Linked DNA regions of Homo sapiens: region 1 is linked to region 2. Evidence: read pairs that join two places in POLR2A ChIA-PET (ENCODE). Cell type or tissue: GM12878. All regions are shown on one strand. Each heading gives the region's core, and the rest is flanking DNA. Links, peaks and the distances in the headings are about the cores only.

What was found. Peaks named below come from ENCODE experiments on the same cell type or tissue, not always from the same donor. Only the 100,000 strongest peaks of a DNase experiment are listed, where the experiment ranks them.
Region 1: POLR2A ChIA-PET joins it to region 2 with 8 read pairs; 3 of 35 experiments call an interaction of 5 or more read pairs at or near these places.

Annotation. Positions count from the first base shown.
Region 1 is chr6:157,406,453-157,411,309 of GRCh38, forward strand. The region is part of intron 1 of ZDHHC14 (zDHHC palmitoyltransferase 14); the gene reads left to right. Among named protein-coding and RNA genes, the nearest start is that of ZDHHC14, 28 kb to the left of the region's middle. In GM12878, for the core only: no CTCF peak of the experiment used is centred there; no DNase peak of the experiment used is centred there.
Region 2 is chr6:157,462,724-157,468,208 of GRCh38, forward strand. The region is part of intron 1 of ZDHHC14 (zDHHC palmitoyltransferase 14); the gene reads left to right. Among named protein-coding and RNA genes, the nearest start is that of MIR3692, 64 kb to the right of the region's middle. RefSeq lists enhancers at 1,623-2,123, 2,124-2,624, 3,459-4,246. In GM12878, for the core only: no CTCF peak of the experiment used is centred there; DNase peaks (open chromatin) are centred at 2,191 and 2,688; H3K4me3 peaks cover 301 bases; H3K27ac peaks cover 432 bases.

The sequences.
Region 1 (4,857 bases), core at 105-4,104, 57 kb before region 2:
AGAGCGCTGGATGGAATTTGGCTTGCTGAGCTAGTGGAGTATTCCCAGCTTCAGAAGAAATATCTGGTTAAGCCAGGGGTTCCCCAGCAGGGTTCTGACTGCTCCATTGCTAACTTATGGGGCACCTTCAGGTAAATGTAAGAAAGTCACTCCTTCTTCAAAATGGTTTATTTCTGCTGTCAGAAAATTATCATTATATACATATTTTTATTAAAATAAGACATTTCCCTCTGCTGGAAAAATTTCAAACTAAGGATCTAATTCCATGAGGTCTACAGTGTAAATGGTGCCGTTACTTGTAAAGCCCTTGTTCAGTGAACAAACCGCGCAGCTGAACATGCAGCCTTGCTTCCTTTTTCTCCAGTCCTCTCTTCTCCATTTCTTCAGCAATGCTGAGTCCTCACTGAGCTAATTGCCTGACATGCAGAAGAGCCTCTCTTTGTCTGCGGGTCAGAGAGGCAGTGAGAAGGGGGATAGAGTCTTGCTTGTCAGGCTCCAGCTACGAGGCATTAAGACATGCACCGGCTTTTATTTTAGCATTGCCGTTCTCAACCTTGGATTAGAAGTGCCCTGGATGTATAAAAGAATTTCTATAAATGTAATGGACACACATTATGGGCTAGGAATTTTATACGTCTCACTAGTCCTTACAACAAATGACCCTATAATGTAGGTGGTTTCGTGGCTCAAAGAGGGTGGGTGACCAGTCCACAGCCGCCCACCTAGTAAGCAGCAGAACTGAGATACGGACTTGGGCTGCTGGGTTGCAGAGCTGCTGGCGTCCCTGGTGGGTTTCCACACCAGGCCACCCTGTAGCCCCGCCCCTGGGAAGGGAGTGAGTGGGACCCTGCCGTCCCCTTTCCTACATGGCCGCTGTGTATAGGCAGCAGCGCAGAGGTGGTCTCTGGGTAGGGAACCCTCTGCCTCCTAGGATTCATTGGGGATGAAAGTCGCAGCTGTTTTATACTCTTCTTAAATTTTGCTTTCCTGTTAAGCCAAGATTTACTGGACACAAGAAAACTTCCCAGCAGTCCCCTAGAAGGAAAACTAACTCTTGGTAGTCTTCCCATTAGCAAATAAAAGTCCCCAAATCATTTTTGTAGACTGCCCAAACCAAGGCACTTTTCATCTGAGAAGACACAGCAATTGTCTCAGCTGTAAAGTAAAAGAGAATTAAAAAAAGGTGGTCTCTTTTGAAAATTCCTGTTGGTGCTTTGGCCATGTGATTACAATGAAATTGGTGTGCCTTCATCTTCAAAGGGCAGAACTCGGTGCTTATATGTTCATTTCATTGTAGTCTGATGGGACAGACACTTCTTGTTGGCCTGTCCTCATGCTCCATATTTATTCCAGGTTGATTAGGATGGCATGTGAACTTAGAACTAAATAAACCTTGCTTGGATGGGTCACCTGGCTAAGTAAACTTACCATGAACTTCTCAGAAGTAAAATAAGCAGGAAGCAGGTTTTTAAAATGCGAGTCCTCTATGCTCTTTTAAGTGCTGCCGTGTTGCTAGGAAATAAGAAACTCTTTGTCCTCAAGAAATGATAAAGGACAAATATAGAAGTAGACTCAAGAAGGAGTTAGCTATATTAATGACGATGAATCTTTAAGAAGTCATTTTGTGGGCAAGTTGTGATAGGTGGGCTATATCTCTGTTTTATACATCAGTTTTAGCTAGGATTAGGCTTTGCTGTAAATAATAGAAACCGCCCAAATAACAGAGGCTTAATCAAGAGAAAAGCTTATTTTTCTCTCACATAAAATGTCAGAGGTGGGCAGTACAGGCTGGCCTGGTGGCTTTGTCCACAAGATCTTCAGAGACCCAAGCTCCTTTCTGCTTTTTTTTTTCTTTAATTTATAAGTTCCGGGGTACATGTGCAGGATGTGCAGGCTTGTTACATAGGTAAACGTGTGCCGTGGTGGTTTGCTGGACAGATCAACCCATCACCTAGGTATTAAGGTCAGCATTCATTAGCTATTCTTCCTGATGCTCTCCCTCCACGCCCTCCAACAGGCCCCAGTGTGTGTTGTTCCCCTCCCTGTGTCCATGTGTTTTCATCGTTCAGCTCCCACTTCTAAGTGAGAACATGTGGTGTTCGGTTCTCTGTTCCTGCATTAATTTCCTGAAGCTCCATCCGTGTGCCTTCCAGCTCCATCCATGTGCCTGCAAAGGACATGATCTGATTCCTTTTTATGGCTGCATAGTATTCCATGGCATATATGTACCACATTTTCTTTATCCATTCTATGATTGATGGGCATTTGGGTTGATTCCATGTCTTTGCTACTGTGAATAGTGCTGCATTGAACATACATGTGCATGTATCTTTATAAAAAATGATTTATAGTCCTTTCGATATATACCCAGTAATGGGTTTGCTGGGTCAAATGGTATTTCTGCTTCTAGATCTTTGAAGAATTGCCACACTGTCTTCCTCCCTGCTTATAATTTCCTTATTCCCTAGGATGTGATCCTTGTTCTTGGGGCCTCACATGGCAGCTGGATCTCTGGCGATTGCATCTGAGTTCCAGACACCAGGATGGAAAAGAAAAGAAGGAGGGGCAAGAGGAACCCCCAGATGCTCCTTAAGAGCTACTGCGTGGCATTCCCACTTGCATCTCATTTGCTCGATCGCTGTCACTGTGCCCTAACGAGCTGCAAGGACACTGGGGAAATGAGTCTGTCTTGTACTTCATGTGCCTCTCAAAATCTTCTGTTGCTGAGGGAGAAGAGGCCAGCCGGTATTGAGGAACAACTAGCACTTTCTGCTTCCGCGTCCCAGGGGGATGTGGGTGTGTTGAATCCACACCGGGGGTGCGGACCTCTGAGGCTGGGCTGGATGGGACATCAGGTGGGCCCTCTGTTTCATTTATGTGACCTCCCATCAGGTCTTCTGGTTGGATCCTGCTTTCTAGAAGCAGAGGGAGCAGCGGGTTACGTATGTTTGTGACTCCTGCAGTTAGCATGCCTTCCCTCTGGCTCAACAGTGTAGGTAGTGTTCTCTTAGGTGACCTTTTCTGGTGAGGGGCTGGACAAGGGCGTGACTGCTCCCCTAGGTGCTGGGTGAATATGTTACTCGATAGATATTTACTGAGCACCAACGGTAAGTCAAGCTCTTGAGTAAAGTAGGGAACATACGCTATGCCAGGCCTCTGCCCTCGTGGAGCAGATGTTCTAGTGGGGAGGTTACATTGACTGGATGAAAGGGAGAATGCATGAATTGCACCCAGCCCTGTCATTTCCTCCTTCCTCTTCTTCACCTTCATCATGATCCCATGAAAGTGTTTCCGAGTGGTTTCCCATCTCCTCCAAGGCATGAGGAGAGGTTGGTCTTCTGCCTCACTGGCAGCTTTATTTTATTTTATTTTATTATTTTATTTTTTGGGGGGGGGGACAGAGTCTTCTTCTGTCACCCAGACTGGAGTGCAGTGGCGCGATCTCGGCTCACTGCAACCTCTGCCTCCCGGGTTTAAGCGATTCTTGTGTCTCAGCCTCCCGAGTAGCTGGGACTACAGGCACATGCCACCATCACGCCCGGCTAATTTTTGTGTTTTTAGTAGAGACGGGTATCACCATGTTGGCCAGGCTGGTCTCGAACTCCTGGCCTCAAGTGATCTGCCCGCGCTGGCAGCTGTTCTAAGAGGCATTCCAGTACCTGTTGGTCATGGAGAGACGCTCACAGGCCAGCTTCTCAGCACTTCCCAGACTGTCCTTTCCTTGTGGCTTCTGTCTGTGGCCAGGAGCCTGCCTGTACTTAGTGGCATTTTTTTGTTTTTTCATGGATTCTCTCTGGTCAGCCAAGCTGCAGTCAAAACATGCATTGTACTTATTTTGTATTCATCTTCCACGGAAAGTGGAAAAAATAAATAGGGCTGGAATGTGCTATGTCATGGTAGTGCTATTTGGGTCCAGGGGAGACATAAAATTGGCTGGATTTGTTGCAGTGCATTTTGTATAAAAAAATGATTCTGAATGAAAAAGTAAGAATTGATGTGTAAAGACTTGCAGATCTTTGAGCCAGAAATAATTTTGAAAACAACAAGAACAACTCATTACCAACTCAATTATCTGGCACCTTAGAAATAATAGGCTATAAGATAAAAGCTAGTGCAGTTTAATGAGGAAGTAGTCACTTTAGGCTAATCTGGTTTCCTTGGAAGCTCCAAGGTTGTGGCAGATGAAGGAGGTGGTAGAGGTAAGCTTACCTGCCTTAGCAAGATATTTGATTTCATCTCTCTTTTTTATTTATTTATTTTTTTGAGATGGAGTCTCACTCTGCCGCCTGGCTAGAGTGCAGTGGCATGATCTTGGTTCACTGCAACCTCTGCCTCCTGGGTTCAAGCGATTCTCCTGCCTCAGCCTCCTGAGTAGCTGGGATTACAGGCACACGCCACCACACCCAGCTAATTTTTGTATTTTTAGTAGAGACGGGGTTTCACCATGTTGGCCAGGATGGTCTCGATCTTCTGACCTCGTGATCTGCCCGCTTCATCCTCCTAAAGTGCTGGGATTACAGGCGTGAGCCACCGCGCCTGGCCTTGATTCCATCTTTAACACCACAGACATCCGTTAGCTGGAGGAGATGGTCCAGGCCAGTGGCTCAGAAGCTGCAGTGGGTAAGGATTCCTTGGGCAGCTTTTGAATATGCCATTTTCTGGATCCCACCTTAGATCGACTGAATCAGAATCCTAGGGCTTAGGGTGAGGTGGTAGGGGTAGTGATGAAACTTAGAACATGTGATTTATTAAAAGCTTTCAATGAATGAAAAAAAGCCAATCTCAAAAGGTTACTGTATGGTGCCATTTATATAACATTCTCACAGTGACATCATACAGAGATGGAGAACAGACAAA
Region 2 (5,485 bases), core at 638-4,637:
CAAAGTGGGAAAAGAATCCAGGGTTCTCTGTTTGAAGTGCCCAGCCCAGTGCCCCCCAGCCCTGGAGGGCCTGGCGGGGGCCTCTTCCTGCCCTTCACTGCCTTTTTTCATGGCTGTCTCTGCAGACTCAGCTGAAGTTACCCATTAAGGGGGCTGGATGTTGTGTCGAACAGTACAGTGGTGGTTAATGCTGTTTAATTGTTTAACTGTGACCCTCACAGAATTACCAAGAATAAAATACTGCTGTTTCATTACCAATAAAATTTCCTAAAAGTGCATAAAGATAATTGTAGCTAGGAGTCAGTCTCTTTTCCAGAAAGATTCTTATGTCGGCTGAGTTCAAGTAGGTAGGTGCATGTTATATAGAAAGTTTATTACACGAGTTGTTGGCTATTCAGACATGCACGTGAGGCAGCTGGAAATGAGATCCTTCCATGGGAAATGCTTAGTTTGGAAAATGAAGACCTGAGAACATAAGAAAATAGAAATGTCACAGCCTGTTGTTTCTGTTGTCTCTTCGGTGTTTGGAACATGGCATAGAACAATTGAAATTGGTTTTTCAATAGAAACAATTGAATAGTCCAGATTCATTATTTTTTCCCCTCTTGCTATAAATGAAGATTTATGCAAAATAATCACATTCTCTTTTCCTGCCTATTCTAATGAGCTATTATTATTATTTTAAGACCTCCAGAGGTCTTAAAAGCACCCCAAAATGTGTAGCCCTGCCCCTATACATTTGTATATCCATAGCAGTGCTGTGCTCTCTATCACCCCCAACTCTTCACCAGAGGGGTTGACAGTGACTGAGCCTACAGGAAGAATCATCAGAAAGGAATGTAAGACAGCAGCTCCATCCAGTATTCCCACCTGAAGAAGGTCTTGCCAGGTTAAGATGGCTATTGTGGATAATATACTCTTAGATATAAAATAATTCTCAAGCTAAGCAGATGGTGCTGGCACTTCGTCCCAATGTCTCCCCGCTTTACCTTTCATTAGTCAGATCTGAAAATTAACACCAGCCGGCACAGTGGTTCACATCTGTAATCCCAGCACTTTGGGTGGCTGAGGCAGGCGGATGACCTGAGGTCAGGAGTTCGAGACCAGCCTGGCCAATGTGGTGAAACCCCATCTCTACAAAAAATACAAAAATTAGCCAGGCATTGTGGCTCATGCCTGCAGTCCCAGCTACTCAGGAGGCTGAGGCATGAGAATCACTTGAGTCCAGGAGGTGGAGGTTGCAGTGAGCTGAGATTGCATCACGGCACTCCAGCCTGGGTGACAGAGCAAGATTCTGTCTCAAAAAATAAAATAAAATAAAATAAATTAACACTAATGATGAAACTTTTAAAAGTTGTAGTAAGCAAAGGTAAAAACATAAGCTGTAATAGAAGTTCAGTCCATGTTTAAGTATTTAATCGTGACAACTACATGTATATGTTGAAAATCCTTCTTTAACCTTAGAGTTCTGAAGTTTCTAGAGGTTGGATGGAATTGCTTCCTGCTCTTGAGAAGACTACAACCTGAAATATTCCGTTTGCATGTATATTTTAATACACATACTTTGATAACCTTGTTCTTAAATATATATGCTGAATAGTATCTTTCATCTTAGGACTTTGAAATAATTCATTTATTTGCCTTTTCTCCTCTGACTAAAAAGAGTTATAGTTCATAGTTTCCTCATTCATTCAGACCAGGACTTATTAAATTAGATAATTCCTGATTAGATATTCTATTTCTTAGCTGTGTACATAGTAGGTATTCAGTAAATATTATTGACTTATTTAATGGTTACTTGTGCTCTTCAAATTACACCTGTATATTATGAAGTAGATTTTAGGGTGAATGTATGGGAAGCTATCATTGGTCCAGATTAACTGCTTTTCCCTCTTGTAAATGAATCTATGAAAATTAATCACTTTCTCTTTTCCTGCCTATTCTAATGATCTATTATTGTCTTTAAGCCACCCCAAAACTTAGTGACCCGAAGCAAATTTTGTTCTACTATCTCCTGGTTCTGTGGGTTGACTTGGTTCAGCTGGGCGTTGTCTGGTTAGGCCATTTCATGCAGCTTCTGCCTGATCCTGGCTGCCAGGGCCGTCCGCCCTTGGCTGCCTCCCTCACAAATCTCTCTCGTACGTAGCTGTGACCAGAGCAGCTCAGGGCGGGCCAGCTGTGGCTTCGTCGCAGCAGGGTGGTCTTGGGTAACCAGCCTCTAGGGCCAGTGTTCCAAGAAACCAAGACCAAAGCTGAGCCAGCCTTGAAAGACCCAGGCTTGTGCTTCTGTCACATGCAAGTTCTGGGAGCAGCAAAGAATTTGCAGCCATCTAACCTACCCTGTGACATTCTAAAAAGCAGCGTGTTTTTTTCTCTTTCTCCTTTTTTTTTTTTTTTTTTTTTTTACATTTTAATGGTTGTTTATTGGGTTGAACCAATGAAAAAAAAAGATTTAATTTTCTTTTTAGAAAAACACAAACATGTTCAGTTCTCCTGTTGTGCCATTACATTTTAGATTGTGTTAGTTTCAGATTATACTTAACTTGTCATAAACCAAGTAGAGTACATTTAGGTGCCTACTCTGAAACTAAAAACATCTTAATTTTGTGGTTCTGACTCACTGTTATTTATGAGAGCTTTTCTGAGAATTGTCTCCTTGAGATCAGATCCCTTGGGGGACAGAAAGTCCCTACTGAGTGTGGTAAAAATGCCCAAGCCCATTAAAACAATGGCCACCCCCATAACAATGCATTCTCCCCAGGAACCACACAAAACGGGAAATGAAATAAAATGGATGACTTAGAGTCTTCTTTCCTAGGGAGTCTGGATTGAACCATGGCATCTGGATAGTTAATGCCGTTCTATTTAGCAAGAGATGCTAAAAAAAAAAAAGAAATCTTCAAGGTCAGTCTTCTGTGTAGTGCCATGAGGCTCTCGTTAAAATGTCACGTACCAGGAGATTCTACCCCTGAGGGCAGGTTGGCCTCTGTGCCTTGGTCACTCTCCAGAGGTCTGAACTTGGTAGAGAGAGGTGGGGGCTGGGCGCGATAGCTTATGCCTGTAATCTCAGCACTTTGGGAGGCTGAGGCAGGTGGATCACCTGAGTCCAGGAGTTCAGGATCAGCCTGGCCCACACGGCGAAACCCCGTCCCTACTAAAAATACAAAAATTAGCCGGGCATGGTGGCGGGTGCCTGTAATCCCAGCTACTCGGGAGGCGGAGACACGAAAATCACTTGAACCCGGGAGGCGGAGCTTGCAGTGAGTCGAGATGGTGCCGCTGCACTCCAGCCTGGGCGACAGAGTGAGATTCTGTCTCAAAGAAAAAAAAAAGAGAGAGAGAGATATGGGAAGATAGGCATCTCGCAGGCGGGCCCCACAGCCTGAGAATTTCTTCTACCTTGGCCTGATCCTCAGCTGCCTCTCTGAGCGCACTCATGCTTCTCTAGGGAGGACTGGAGAGGGCCCCTGTGGCTTGCTGTGATGCTGGCTTACCTCTCCCTGGGTAAGTGCAGCTGCCAGCAATGCTGGTTCCCATGGCAATGCAGGGCCCCAAGTGCCATGCAGCAAGGACAGCTCGGTGCGTGCTGTACAGGGCCATCTGCTCCACAGTAGCACCCTCCCATTGACAGGATCACAGCCCATACCTGCGTCCCTGGCCATTGTGGATTCCCAGGGTTTAGGACTGTGCTTGGCACACAGGAGGCACTCAGGAATATTTGTTGACTCAGCAGTAAATGCAGAAATCAAATATGTGTTATTTAAAAAATTGAATTAGTTGTAAAAACCAAAATAAGACAATTTCAACTAAAATTAAATTCTTTTGTTTTTTTGGCCAGGCATGGTGGCTCACGCCTGTGATCCCAGCACTTTGGGTGACCAAGGTGGGCGGATCACCTGAGGCCAGGAGTTCGACACTAGCCTGGCCAGCATGGTGAAACGCCGTCTCTACTAAAAATACAAAAATTAGCTGGGTGTGGTGGCAGGCACCTGTAATTCCAGCTACGTGGGAGGCTGAGGCAGGAGAATCAGTTGAACCCAGGAGATGAAAGCTCGTGAGCCGAGATCACACCACTGCACTACAGTCTGGGCGACAGAGTGAGACTCTTTCTCAAAAAACAAAAAACAAAAAAAATTATTATTTTTTTCTTGAAAAAAATGTTAAAAAAAAAAGTAAAACCTGGCAATACTGGGCCTGAGAGGTCTGGTGGGAACTGCGCAGTAGCTGCCCTCACATGGCGAGGCTCATTCTCCAGGTGACTGAAGGCTCCTACCCTTGTCTATGCCTTTCCACCCAGCCTACTTCTCCTGTTTGAGTTTGCAAACCCCATAAGGCATGTTCCCATCTCTAATTTGGAAACACCATCCGAGTTTTTAAATTTATTTTGAAGGAGGTCATAAAATTCTCGCATTGCAAGATTTTTTTACAGCACCTTTATTGAGATGTAACTCACATGCCGTGAGATTTGCCCTTTTAAGGTACACAATTCAGTGGCTTTTAGTATACTCAGAGTTGTACAACTATCACTCTTCTCTAGTTTTAGAACCTTTTCATTGCCCTAAAAAGAAACCCATACCCACCAACAGTTGCTCCCCCTGTCCTACCCCACCACCCCTGCCTGGCCTAGGCAACCACTAATCTATTTTCTGTCTCTATAGATTTGTCTATTCTGGACGTTTCAGATAAATGGAGTCATGTATTATGTGGCCTTTTGTGCCTGGCTTCTCTCACTCAGCATAGTGTGTTCAGGGTTTATCCATGTTGTAGTATCTATGAGTTCTTCATTCCTCATTTTATTTATTTATTTATTTATTTATTTATTTATTTATTTATTTATTTATTTTGAGATGGAGCCTCACTCTATTGCCTAGGCTGGAGTACAGTGACATGATCTTGGCTCACTGCAACCTCCATCTCCCGGGTTCAAGCGATTCTCCTGCCTCAGACTCGCAAGTAGCTGGAATTACAGGCGCCTGCCAACACGTCTGGCTAATTTTTGTGTTTTTAGTAGAGATGGTGTTTCACCATTTTGGCCAGGCTGATCTGGAAATCCTGACCTCAGGTAATCCGCCCATCCCGGCCTCCCAAAGTGCTGGGATTACAGGTGTGATTCATCCCTCATTATGGCGGTATAATATTCTGTTGTATGAGTAGACCGCATCATATTTATACATATATCGGTCGATGGATATTTGAGTTGGTTCCACTTTGGGGTTCCTATGAATACTTCCTGGAAGACTTTAAATCCTATTAAATAATTGTGTGTGTTATGTAGCACTTTAGGCATAAGAGAAAAAGCATCACATCAGAAAAACAAGGATAGGTTGTCAACATTCCAAAAAGTTTGGAAAAATCACTACTATAAGAAGAAAACTATAACCTAACAACTCCTGAGTTAGAGCAAAGGGCAGCACCAGGGAAAGAACCTGAGTGGAGGGCTGGAGAGGGGAAGACAGGGCAGGCAGCAAGCTTCACTGGAGGGAGC